2 separate regions of the Mus musculus genome follow, and region 2 is linked to region 1. The links are chromatin contacts, found by Hi-C or POLR2A ChIA-PET in ENCODE. All regions are on one chromosome and are shown on one strand. Each heading gives the region's core, a stretch centred on a gene start or an enhancer-like site at or near the end of the contact. The rest is flanking DNA. Distances are from core to core; before and after follow the strand shown. Region 1 holds the start of Cramp1l (cramped chromatin regulator homolog 1). Region 2 overlaps Ift140 (intraflagellar transport 140).

Evidence for each region. A loop is a pair of places that touch in the nucleus more often than their neighbours do. ChIA-PET counts read pairs that join two places held with the same protein, here RNA polymerase II (POLR2A).
Region 2: a map of heart shows a loop between it and region 1 (11-fold over the local background). The contact joins the enhancer-like site here to the promoter of Cramp1l in region 1. A Hi-C loop is called at or near these places in 3 of 37 maps with a recorded cell type or tissue (all heart). POLR2A ChIA-PET finds 5 or more read pairs at or near these places in 1 of 5 experiments (Patski).

The regions. Positions count from the first base shown.
Region 1 is chr17:25,012,137-25,018,106 of GRCm38, forward strand. Cramp1l (cramped chromatin regulator homolog 1) reads right to left here and starts at 3,094. Exons shown (of 21, transcript NM_020608.3): 1 at 2,991-3,094; 2 at 1,552-1,889. The coding sequence starts at 1,888. It overlaps Ift140 (intraflagellar transport 140), which reads left to right and starts at 3,950. Exons shown (of 30, transcript NM_134126.3): 1 at 3,950-4,768.
Region 2 is chr17:25,060,892-25,066,861 of GRCm38, forward strand. The region is part of intron 18 of Ift140 (intraflagellar transport 140); the gene reads left to right. All of the region lies in intron 2 of Tmem204 (transmembrane protein 204), which reads right to left. Among named protein-coding and RNA genes, the nearest start is that of Tmem204, 17 kb to the right of the region's middle. Within about 2 kb of position 2,587, at least 2 of the 3 ENCODE cell types and tissues checked have a DNase peak (open chromatin) inside an H3K27ac peak, as active enhancers do; they include heart, where a contact is called at or near this core.

The sequences.
Region 1 (5,970 bases), core at 1,844-4,343:
GAGAACTGAGTGGTCAAGGCATGGCAGGTGAGGTACCGGTGGGAGTGCACATGCAGGCCTTCCTGAGACACCACCACCAAAGTCACTGTAGACGTCGGAACTTAGCACAGACCCCAGAAGCTCCAGCACACCTGTATCCTCTAGTGAAAAGGGACTTTACAAAACAATCAAGTTTGTAAACTCGTGTTTTCCTAATACCAAAATAATAAACTTGTGAGGCGGCTTTTAGTTTTAGAAACATACAAAGTGACCTCATGCTTACATCTTTAAACTGGCATACTCACTCCAGAAATTCTTTTGGTGATGTCATGAGTCTGGATGAGGCAGAAGTGAGTTTAATGGGACACATCTGCGTCAGACCCTCAATACAAGTTCTCTACTGGCTATTGAAATATTTTCTTTTTAAAACCACCAAGATCACCTTAGTAATTTAAATCAACATTCCCTAAGAAATGAAAAATTTGAACTACTATAGTTCAAGTGCTGCTATAAATAAATGTTTTGGGTTTTGTTTTTTAAATACAGAGTCTCACAATGGAGCCCTGGCTGGTCAAAACCTTGCTATGTAAACCAGGTTGGCCTCAAACTCTGAGAGATCTACCTACCTCTGCCTCCCAAGTGCTTAGATTAAAAGTATGTCTTCATGCCTGGCTGTAAGTATGGAGAACTCACTGAAAATTGATGTCACATTTGTTATTTTATTTTTTTAAAAAGTGTTATATAAGCCAACTATCAATTATATCGGTTTTGGCATGTAATCTTAGCACTCAGGAAACTGAGGCAGAACTATGAATTCAAGGCCTTAGTGAATTCCAGGCCAGTCCAAACTATCAGCAGATTTTGTCTTTTAAAAAAAAAAGGCGGGAATGGGGTGGGGGGCAAACTTGGTCTGAAAAGAATGTAAGAGCAAATTGCCTGCATAGGTAAAAACCAAGATGCTGAAAGATAAAGAGAAAAGCAGACAGGGAAATAAAGGCCTGTGAAGAACCCACATGGCACTTTTTTTTTACTTTGGTAGGAGGCTTCAAGAAAGAAGTTGCAGTCTCAACACAAGACAGTTCTGTGGGCTGCCCCTGATAGGTCACCGTCAATTTCATCCAGTGGAGATCCTTTCTGGTTCACCAAATATACCTCAGTTGAAACTCTAAGTGTCCCATTTCTCTGTTCTTCAAACTTTGAAGCCAGGAATACTTTGGTGGAAGACAATAAGTCAAAGCCAGCCTCTGCCATTCCATCAACAGCCTCCCCAGTCCATAAATTACAAAAGCCAGTTCCTTTGTTCCGTTCCCACTACTTGAGGTGTGGAAATAGAGCAGGAACTTTCTCTGCCTATACTTGAGCTATTGTGCGTAATTTAAAATGGCCATCCATAAAAAACCGTCAGGGACCCTTTGGGAATCTATGTCTCTTGCCCAGAGAAAGGACAATATCACTGCCCTGTATGCTAATATTAAGAGGAAAGCAACAGCCTCCAAGGAATGGAAGGGGGCACGTGCCCCTGCAAGTGCCACCCGAGGAGGTCTTGTCAGACGCCACAGGATAGGTCCCTACCTTTTCCTCGCGGCCCGGAACCGCTGGCACCACCACTGCCCAAAGCACAGGGTGCGTCCTTCCTGGGCCTCTTGCTCTGGGGTCGCACGCTGGACCTTAGGAAATGGTGCTGGTCCTGGGGGCTGCCCTGCGGTGGAGACGGGGTCGGCAGCCCTCTGGGTGGCGCGGGGGCTCCGGAGGCCCGAGGGGTCTGCCCGTCCCTCTTTGTGCTGCTGCTGTCCGCCGCGTCCGCGCCGCCGGGCCCCTCTCCGTCCAGCGACTCCTCATCGGCCGTCCGCTTGCCCAGCTTCTTGAGCCCTTCCTCCCCGCTGCCGGCGTCGCCCAACTTCACTGTCATCCTGCGGCGAGAGAGACGAGGAGCGGTGAGGCGGGCGGCAGGCAGAAGTTTACCGCCGGCCTCCCAACATGGCGGCCGTTGTTTGTTCCAGCGCCGCCCGCCGCCCGCCGCCCGCCCGAGGGCCCACAGAGTGCTGAGCCCGACCGGACCGGGACCCCGCCCCGCCCTTGGATGCCCCTAACCCAGGTAGACCAACACAGCCCGGAGCCACGGAAGGCACGGCAGCATGACCTGGCCTCTGCGCTTTGGGTCCCGCAGTACCGCCGTCCCGCCACCACCTAACCCAAGGAGCCGCAGCTCATGGCCCCCAGCTTGATCCCGCCTCGCTCCCCGCACTGCCCGTGCCTCCCCTCTGCTCCCGAGCCACGCGCGATCAAGCCGCGCACCTGCCTATTGCAACGGCCCGCGCTGCCCTCCGAGCCCCTAGTGCTCCATAGGCCAAAACTGCCGCTCCCTCCAAAGCTGGCATGCAAGAGAGAGACTCTGCACTCCGGAAACCTTCCCAGGAGGGAGATGGCCCGACTACACCTCTCATTCAACAAAGCCTGTTGCATAGAACAGGTTAGAGAACACCGGAAAAGTGACAGCAAACACTGTTATGTTCCAGTCGGATCTTAAGAATAGGAACTGAACTATGTAAACAATTCTGGAAACAACAAAATTCTTGCTTTAACTTCTACCACTGTCATAAGATATCGATAAGCAAAATAATAATTATCTGTAGCTAGGAGAAATTATACTCAGAATAAACTAAAGTTCAGGTACATTCCAACATCTTAAGACAGGCTGTGTACATGATGAAGCAGGACAGAGAAACACTCCGTTCTTTAGCAGACGCTAGGTCCAACATAACTGTTGAAAACATTCCACTTAAAAAGAAAAGCAGACAGAGCAAGGTACCAATGATAACAAAGAAACAGACTGAAGGTAAAGACAGAGATGTAAAACTCGAAGTAACACCATAAAATGGTGCTGCCAAAAACGGTGTGCAATTTTCCTGTTTGGCACTGATCTTTCAAATACTACCTTAAGAAAACCCTGGCACAGAACCACACAAGACACAACCCCACGCTAAATGATTTTATGGCACAAGACTTCGAACCTATTCACTTTTAACCCCCTCACCACGGTTCCCAAAACCCTGTCATTGTGCTAGGGAGCGAAACCCATTCCCAGAACCAGCACTGCCAACAGCACCAAGCAAAATGCATCAATCCAACAGGACCCACTCGCCGGCGCGCTGGGCCCTGTCCCCAGGCACATTCCGGTCGTTCCCCAGAGGCGGTGGACTCCATAGGAGTCCGTCACCGAAACCCGTCACTTCCTGACCGTGGGAGGCGCGGGCACTGTGGGCCTCGTCCCGGCTCCACACCCTTTGTCCCATTTCGGGTGGGAGAAGCTCGCACCTTCCTGAGGAGCTGACCGCTGGCTGCACGCGGCGCAGCCCACGAATACCGCGGCCCCTCCGCGGATCCCGAAGGCTCCCAAGTGCAGCCTACGGTCACCTTTTTCATCCACGCTTCCCGGCAGCCTGGCTCCCGGATCCCGGGCCTCCGCAGAACCGACCGGGCCCGGCAGCTCCGGCTGCGGCGAAGCCGCGACGCCGGGCTGGTGGTCAGGTGTCAGGCGCGGTCACCAAGCACTGTTCCCCTTCGCAAGACCTCTCCGTGGACTGGCGCGCGGCTAACAGGGCTGACGGCACCGGTGCAGCCGCCACTCGCCCTCCCACACCCGGGACGCCGCGCTCTAAACAGTTCCGGCTACGGCGGCCGCCGGGGACCTGAAGTCGGCGCCGGAGCGGGGAGGGGCGAACGTCCCGCAAAAAAGACGAGCACGTCCAGCTTTTCTGCGGGCGCGCCCAACCAGCTAGGCTGCCATTGGTCAGCAGGCGTTACGTGCGCGCGCCCGCACGATGTACAGGGGCGGGCCCGCAACGTGGGGCGTGTTGTGACGGCAACCTCGCGCCCTTGCGGATCATGCGTCTTTTCCGATTGGCCAACCGACAGCCAATAGGATCAGCGTGCTGGCTGTGATTGGCTGAGACTATGTTGACGGATGCGTGAGAAGAAATCACCGCCTCAGCGGGGCGTCTTGAAGCGCGCGGGAACTCGGGTGGGGACTTTGCACTTTGAAAACAGGTTTAAGACCATAAATGTATCGTAGCATAGTCCACTAACACTTTTCCTATTCGAAGCGATAAGGAAATGTGTTTTTAAAACTCTAATGCTTATGCATGTGGCGTTTGAAAAAAGTATCCCAGTTTGCAGGAGGTCCCCGCCTCTGGTTATCCCCTTGGCTCATTGGCGTGGACCGTGCTACTGCGCCTGCTCTTCAGCGACACTCGCCGTTGGCTAACACTGGCTAAAGTGCACACGGTCACCCAGGGAACCCTGTGCCTAGCTGCTGCAAGCCTCTGCTGAGTACCGCTTGCAGCGGTCTCTCGAGGCATCAACGCGCCACGCGCCGGGGCGGTGTCCGGTACTCAGAACGTTCCAGAGAAGCTCTCGAGCCGCGCCTCCCCATCCGATGCAATGCAACTAAGCTCCGCGAGGTGCCGACTGATGGCCTGCGTGGGGTAGGCAGGATGAACTCGGGGAGAAAAGTATTAGGAGCCTTGACGCAGCTTGCCCCGAGTAGCAAATAGATCTGGCCCACCCATCAGCGGAAAACCCAAACTGGTCCTAAAGTGGGCCTAAGACTCAGAGCTGCGCCGGGAGGTACCGACTGTTTTCGGTTCTTTCCGCCGCAAGTCACCAGTGGTCGTTTCGGGAGGCATCGGAGGCGCGGCTGTCCCTCGACTGCTTCCGCTTTCTTTACCGGCGTTGTCCGGGCAACACGGAGGCACAGGGAATCTGGCGAAGTTAGATTCCTATACCTAAGGTGCAGAGGGGTCTGGGGCTGGACCGGGGAGTGGCAAGAGGTGGGATGGGATCGACCTGGGACCTAGAGATGACCTGCCAGGACCCTCTCGGTTCCTCTCTGTGTGCTGGCTTCACATTGTCTCTCTGCACAATCCTAGAGCCCCCTGCTGGACTTTTGAGTTGCGGCGTGAGTCCCCCCCGCCCCCCAATGCATTTAGTATGAAGCTGGGGGAAGACAAAAAAGCCAAAATCCTCTGCTTGGTTAATCTTTGGGTGGCTTGTAAAGATAACATGACCTGAATGGACCACCTTGAACTACACTGTCCTTCAGTAATGTCTACATGATGCAGCTAGTGATCTTATTCTGGCCCAGAGAGCTAAACTTTACATCATTGGTCACTATCCCGAAAGGCTACTTTAGAACCCATCCTCTTGTTGAACAAGAGACTCTAAAAGGAGTATCTTGTCTTTAAGCCTACTTGTTAGTATGACTCCTTGGGCATAATGAATTTGACCTGCTTTCCTAAGAGTTGGCATGATGGAGGCACTCACCTCTGAAAATAATTGAATATAAAAATACTCAGTATAAAAATGAGGATCAGTTGACTGGAAAAAGTGAAATTGGCCTTTTCTTGTTTTATGGCCTACATACTTGAAACTTGTTCCTGATCTAAGGACATTAACAGATTTTTAAATAACTTTTGTGTGTGTGTGTGAGCATCAGCTTCCTAAAGTTGACTTAATATCTTTTTAATTATTTGGCTAATTCTCATTTTAAAGCATAAGTGCTGTGCTCAGAAGTGCCTCATACGTTTAATCCCAGGACTTGGGAGGCAGAGGCAGGCAGATATTTGTGAATTTGAGGCCAGCCTGGTCTACAAAGCAAGTTCTAGGACAGCCAGGGCTACATAGAGAAACCCTGCCTTGAAAAAACAAAACAAATGAATGAAAAAAAAAAAAACCTTAAGCACAAGCGAAAGAAAGAATGAATAGTTAGAACATTGTATAAAATGGACATACTGAAGTTGACATGTTGCCCTTTTTAAAAAAAAAAAAAGAAAAGATTTTTCTTATTTTGAGGCAAGATCTCACTATGTATCTTTGGCTGCCTGGAACTCACTGTAGTAGACCATATTTGCCTCAAACACATAGGGACCTCTGCTTCTTCTGAGCTGGAATTGAAAGCTTGTGCCACCATAGCTGGCTTACTTTTAATGTGTA
Region 2 (5,970 bases), core at 1,337-3,836, 48 kb after region 1:
ACATGTGCCTGTCACTCTAGCCCTAACGGGTGCAGCACACTCTTCTCAGCCCCTTCAGTACCTGCACTCACTCTTAATGAGTGAGTGCACACAATTTTAAAATATTTTTAAAAGAATTAGCCTGGGGCCGGGCAGTGGTGGCCCACTTAATCCCAGCACTCGGGAGGCAGAGGCAGGCAGATTTCTGAGTTCAAGGCCAGCCTGGTCTACAGAGTGAGTTCCAGGACAGCTACACATAGAAACCCTGTCTCGAAAAACCAAAAAAAAAAAAAAAAGAGAGAGAGAATAATTCTGAACCTTCTGGTCAAGACTAATAATATGCAGTCATGTGACTAGGGAAGTTAGCAAGGGGGAAAACAGCAAGTTTTGGCGCGTGCAGGGCCGAGAGACCTGCTCTACTCATTAAGGTGTGGTGTGGCCCTGGGCTCACCGTTGCACTCTCAGGAGCGTGTAGTCATGATTCAAATGAGCCTCCTCTGAGAGGGGCCCCCAGGGGACAGCCCAGCATGGACTGCATTTCAGCAAAGAGAAGGGAGGAGAGTCTCAGATGTGGTGGTCCCGGAGGACATACAAGAGCACATACAGGCAGTCCCTCCAAACAGTTCACACTCAGCCGACTGTATCTCTAGAAAATATGTAGGCTCTAAAACTGTCAAAATAGTCTGATGTTACTGGACCAGCACAGAAGGGTCACCTTGAGGGAGCAGTCTTTGTGGTCAGTTTGTCCCACATGTCGGAGTCATGCCTGCTTTAACTCCTCTGTATGCATGTGTCACGACGACGAAACATGTCAACAGATTGAGGGTCAAGCACTTTCTGCTGCTAGATTTGCAGGAGTGACCTGCTCCACAGTTCCATGTTCTAAGTGCTGGCTGACACTGCCGAGGACATTGGTCATCAGATGCCGCCTCTTCAGTCACCGAGCAAAACTTAGGCCTTCCCCACGCATGAAATGCTTCATGGCTTCCTGATGCCTCTGCTCCTCAGCTTGGCAGCCCTGCCTGTCCTGACACCTCTTTCCCTGCCACTCCTGGCTTCCGCTCGCCCCTGCTGCTTCGTGGTTAGGAGAGATTTAGTTGTTCAGTGTGGCTGTCCCTTGGCTATCTTACGGTGCCTGGTGTCCTCCTTTGGTTTCTATCTCCCATGTCTGGGAGTGCCGTAATCCAAGGATACCAAGGATGCTCCAGAGTACCAAGGACTGTCAGGAACTGTGTGCTAAGTAACTTGAGGCAAATCACAGCAAATGGGAAACCGAATAGGCTGGTGTGAGCCTGTGGAAAAGAAGGAAAGGGCATGCCCGCCTGAGCTCCGCTGTGACCCCGCTGCCCCTGCTGAGTAAAGGCCATGGAGGAGCCGGCTGGCACCTTGTAGGGCTTTGTGTTTGTCTTGTTGTTTTTGTTTTCTCTGTGTAGCCCTGGCTGACCTGGCATTTGCTCGCAGGCCAGGCTAGCCTTAAACTCAGAGATCTGCCTGCCTCTGCCTCTTGAGTGCTTGAATTAAAGTCATGTGCCACCGTTGCCCAGCTACTTTGATCTTAAAGTTGATCAGAATTAGTCTCACAAGACTGAAGCCACCCCCAGCTAAGATTCCCAAGGACCATGCGAGGGATTAGCACTGGCGCTCATAGGTGGCCAATGATTTGTTCCAGGATGGCGACTTTACAGCTCCATCAAAGGGATCCAGACCTTTCCATAACTAGCTATATTATTTATTATGCACACAAACTAAAGTTTCAGAAGACGTATCTACTTCCAGGAACAACAGAGAAGATGAAAGAGCACTCATCCCGTTGATGAGTTAATTAAAGAGATGTAAGTTGACATGTGCATAAAAGACCTTGTAGAGCCCTCTATGTTCTGAAAGTATAAATTGGAAAGTAAAAACTGTAGATATGGGCTGGGTAGATGGCTCAGTTGGCCAAAACCCTGCAATACAAGTATGAAGACATAAATTAAGATGCCCCCACAAAAGCTATGTTTAGAAAACAAAACAAAACAAAACTGGGCAGTGGTAGTGCACGGCTTTAATCCCAGCACTTGGGAGGCAGAGGCAGGCAAATCTCTCTGAGTTTGAGGCCAGCCTGGCTACAGAGTGAGTTCCAGGACAGCCAGAGTTAAAACAGAGAAACCCAATCTCAAAAGACCAAATGAATGAGTGAATGAATGAATGAATGAATGAATGAATGAATGAATGAAGCTCAGCATGGTGGTGCATATCTGTACCCAACCTCAGTGGGGAGTGGTAGGGAGGGACCGGTGGATCCTGAAGCTCAAGGGGCAGTCACTAGTCTCTAGCTGAATCGAGGAGCGTCAGGTTCACTGAGAGATCCTGTCTCAAAACTAAAGGTGCATGATGAGGAAAGACAACTAATATAGACCTCAGGGCACCACACAGGCATGTGCACACACAGCCACACTAACAAGTACATACGGCATGCACACACACCAACTCACACACACATACATAAACATGGAGCCTGACTGATACACACTTTACAAAGGAAAAGTGAGCTGGACGGCCCTTCACCTGGTTCATCGGTAGTCATGGAAACCCAGCAGCATGTGGCCTGCCTGGGGCTGGGCTGGCTGAGTTCCATGTGTCTCCCCTTTCCCACTGGAGTGAAAGTCAGAGGCTGCACTTCACTTGCTTTTTCATATTAAAAAAAAAAAGTAGAAAGGAAAGTCTAGGTGGTTTTCTGTGAAAAAAGCAAAGCATAACTATGTACTAAAGTCTCATACTAGATATTGCTGTGGTAGCATCCGCCTACAATCCCAGAGCTAGGGAGGCAGAGATGGGAAGGTGAGTGCCAGGCCTGCCTGGGCTACATAGAGAGACCCTCTCTCAAAAAACAAAAGCAAATGGTTGACACATCACTCGTTCTGGGTATTGATCAGTTTAAGTTTCAGTTCAGTTGTCAGTCAGCTTTGACCACGTTAGAACGCATATAGAAAGGGGAAATGGAATAGTCTGCCCATTCCCAATATGGAGCCCTACAGGAAATCTGAGCAAGGGACCTAGGTGAGCCAAGGCCAGCCCAGGGGCAGAGTCCTACAAAGAGGGGGCCTGATACATTGTAACAGGCATAGATAGCTCTTAGCATCCTCTAGCTCCACAGTTGGCTGCCATCCAAGACCTGCCGTGAACCAACAGATAGGACGGTATAGGCTAAGAGATGATAGGAAGAAATCACCCCGTTATTCAGTGTCATTAATAAAAAGCAGATAAACCGTGGGAGAGCAGAGGTGTGACGCTGCGTGAACTCACTGCATCGCCACGTGACCCTGGCCTCTGGGAGAAGGCGCCACGAGAAGGCGCCACATCCATCGTGTACTACAGACATTATTCTGAAGTAAGGTCAGCTTCTACTTGTGGGGCCTCTGTGCTTGGGAAAGGATGGATGAAGGCCCTCAGTGTGGGCCAAGGTTGGCTTAGAAATCCTACTTTCATCCCCCCTAAGTTAGGTTCCCTTTCTCCTCCGTGTCCTTTCCCCTGAAGACTTCTCTCCCCCAAATTTTCAGTGATGTAATCAGCCTGTCCAGAAACCTCCAGAAGGGAAGTGAGTGCTTCAGCGAGTGCTCTGTTCTGCACACACGGGATCAGTTCCATCTCTATGAAGTCCCGTTGCCAAAGCAAACAGCCTCTTCCTCTGCTCCGGCCAGCCCAGCGGAGGGCGGTGTGAATTCCAGCACAGTGGAGAGCGCCCCTTTCCTCTCTTTCTTCCTTCCTGCCTTCTTCCTGGGGCCTAAGCTTCTGTCACAGAGTCTTCCCTTTTGGAATGACTATCAAACATACACACAGGTGGCATCAGAGGAAAGACACTGGGGTTGACCTCTGGTGCTCCTCGGCAATTGAGCAAGCAAAGTGCTGGTGCCTTAGAGGGAACAGGACCGGCTTCTAAGATGCATCCTGACAAAGGGTCAGTTGCAGACACTGCCAGCCTTGGCATGTCCAGCATGTGTAGCCAGCATGTGTAATAAGGGAAGACGAGCAAACCAGACTTCTACCTCTTCCATCATAGTGTTCAATCCCTTGTGTAAGGAGACTCGGCAGTACAGGACATGAGCCTGATTTTTTATCCAAATGGTTCTTTCTAGTAGAAGGATCCGTAGCATTGAGGAACGGGTGATCACGTTCTTCTATTGCTCCCAAATGGCTCAGTTGGGTAAGGAAGAAGGGGAGGAGAGATAAGGTATACCTAGGACCAAGCAGGGTGGTGCTTGAGGACCAGATAAAGAAGACAGAAAAGGAAATCACCCCGACCGAGCAAAGCCTAATCAAAAGTACTTACAGTTACTAGGAAAGGATGAAGGAAACCATTATTCGTGACACAGGAGAAGCTCTGGAAGTCTGGGACAAGGGGAGTTATTATTGTTGGGGAAGGTTGGCTGCATCTTTGTTTGTTTTGAGACGGAGTCCTATGTAGCCCTGACTAACTCAGAACTTGCTCTGTAGACCAGGCTGACCTTTAACCTCTGCCTGCCTCTGCCTCCCAAATGCTGGGATTAAAGGTATGTGCCACCATGCCTGGCCTCTGGCAATATTTGACCAGGTTCAGAACTGGCTGAGCCAAGAACAACTAAGGAACAACTCAGAGCCCAGTGTTGAAAGTCGTCTTGGTGGTGCTAACATCCACTGTCTAATAGTGCATGACTTGGTTTGTAATGCTTTGTCAGTGAGCTTTGCAAAGTCTGAGCTGCAAAAGTCACCATGCATACATACATACATACATACATACATACATACATACATACATACATACATGTTGGAGAAGAGACAGGCTTAGATTCCACCATGAAGGTAGCTTTGAGTAAAGTAATTAATTATGGAATAGCTTACACAACCCACCTTTCCCAGGACATCTCTGGGCATCAGGAAGACAAATTGGCACCATATGCTGTGCTTGGGACTTCTTGTTTGCTGTTTGTTCGATTGGTTTGCTTGTTGGCTATATACTGCCATTGTCCAAAGAGATTTGGAAATGGGCTATATAAACTATAATGCTAATGGGAGAGAAGAGGAGTTCTTAAAGGAGAATGCAGATAAGGAACATGGCCTTCAAGACTACACATTCACTCTTCCAAGACCTCCAGCTCCCATCTCTCTGGCTCCCAGAACAAAACTGTAGAACTTCCTAAGCCTGGCATTCCACAGGGAAGATGCCATAAGCCCTTGCATGGATTGGTAGTGACACACAGGCACATCGAAGGGCATCGTGTTGCCCTTCCAGCCTGACCCGGTGTGCAATGCCCTCATAGCGGGCTCCTTAGGCAACAGGGCATTCCAGGCATGTACTGGGACCTGAAGAATTTGGAAGTCCTCAACATCCATGTAGGGCTGAGGCACCTCCTAAGCAGAGCTGTGAACCAACCCTAGCTCCTTACACTGCTCCAGGTGCTGCTTGGTGCCAGCGAAGAGCCAGAGGCCACACAAGCTCATTGCCTTTATAGAGCGCTTACCCTCACCTAGTCAGGGCTACTTTTCCTGTACCTGTGCTACATGGTGAGTTGCAGGCCAACCTGAGCTACATAATAAAGGAAATAAGGGCTGCTGGGAATCCAGCTCAGTGGTAAGGTGCTTGCTAATGTGTGGGAAACTTCAGCTCATTATTTAGCACCATTAAAAAAATGGTGCGGCAAAGAGAAGAGGAGAAATAGAGACAGAATAAGTAGAAAGGGCACACAGAGCAGAGCAGGAGCTGTGCACAGCACCTTCCGTAGCATGGACTTCTATGGGGAGGCCAAAGACAGCACTCAGACCTAACAATCAGAACCAAATACTCAGGCCAGCTTCTCATTCCGGACCTTCCTTCCGGGGACGCGAGTGCACAGGGCTCAAAGGGTTCTGTGCGCTCTATCTGCATGGTCCAATCATCATACTGCTGGTTCTTGGGGAGGAGCTAGTGGGAACATCTGGCCTTCTTAAACCTGTGCTGTGCCAATTACCACAGAGAGCCAAGAAAGGGAGAATGGG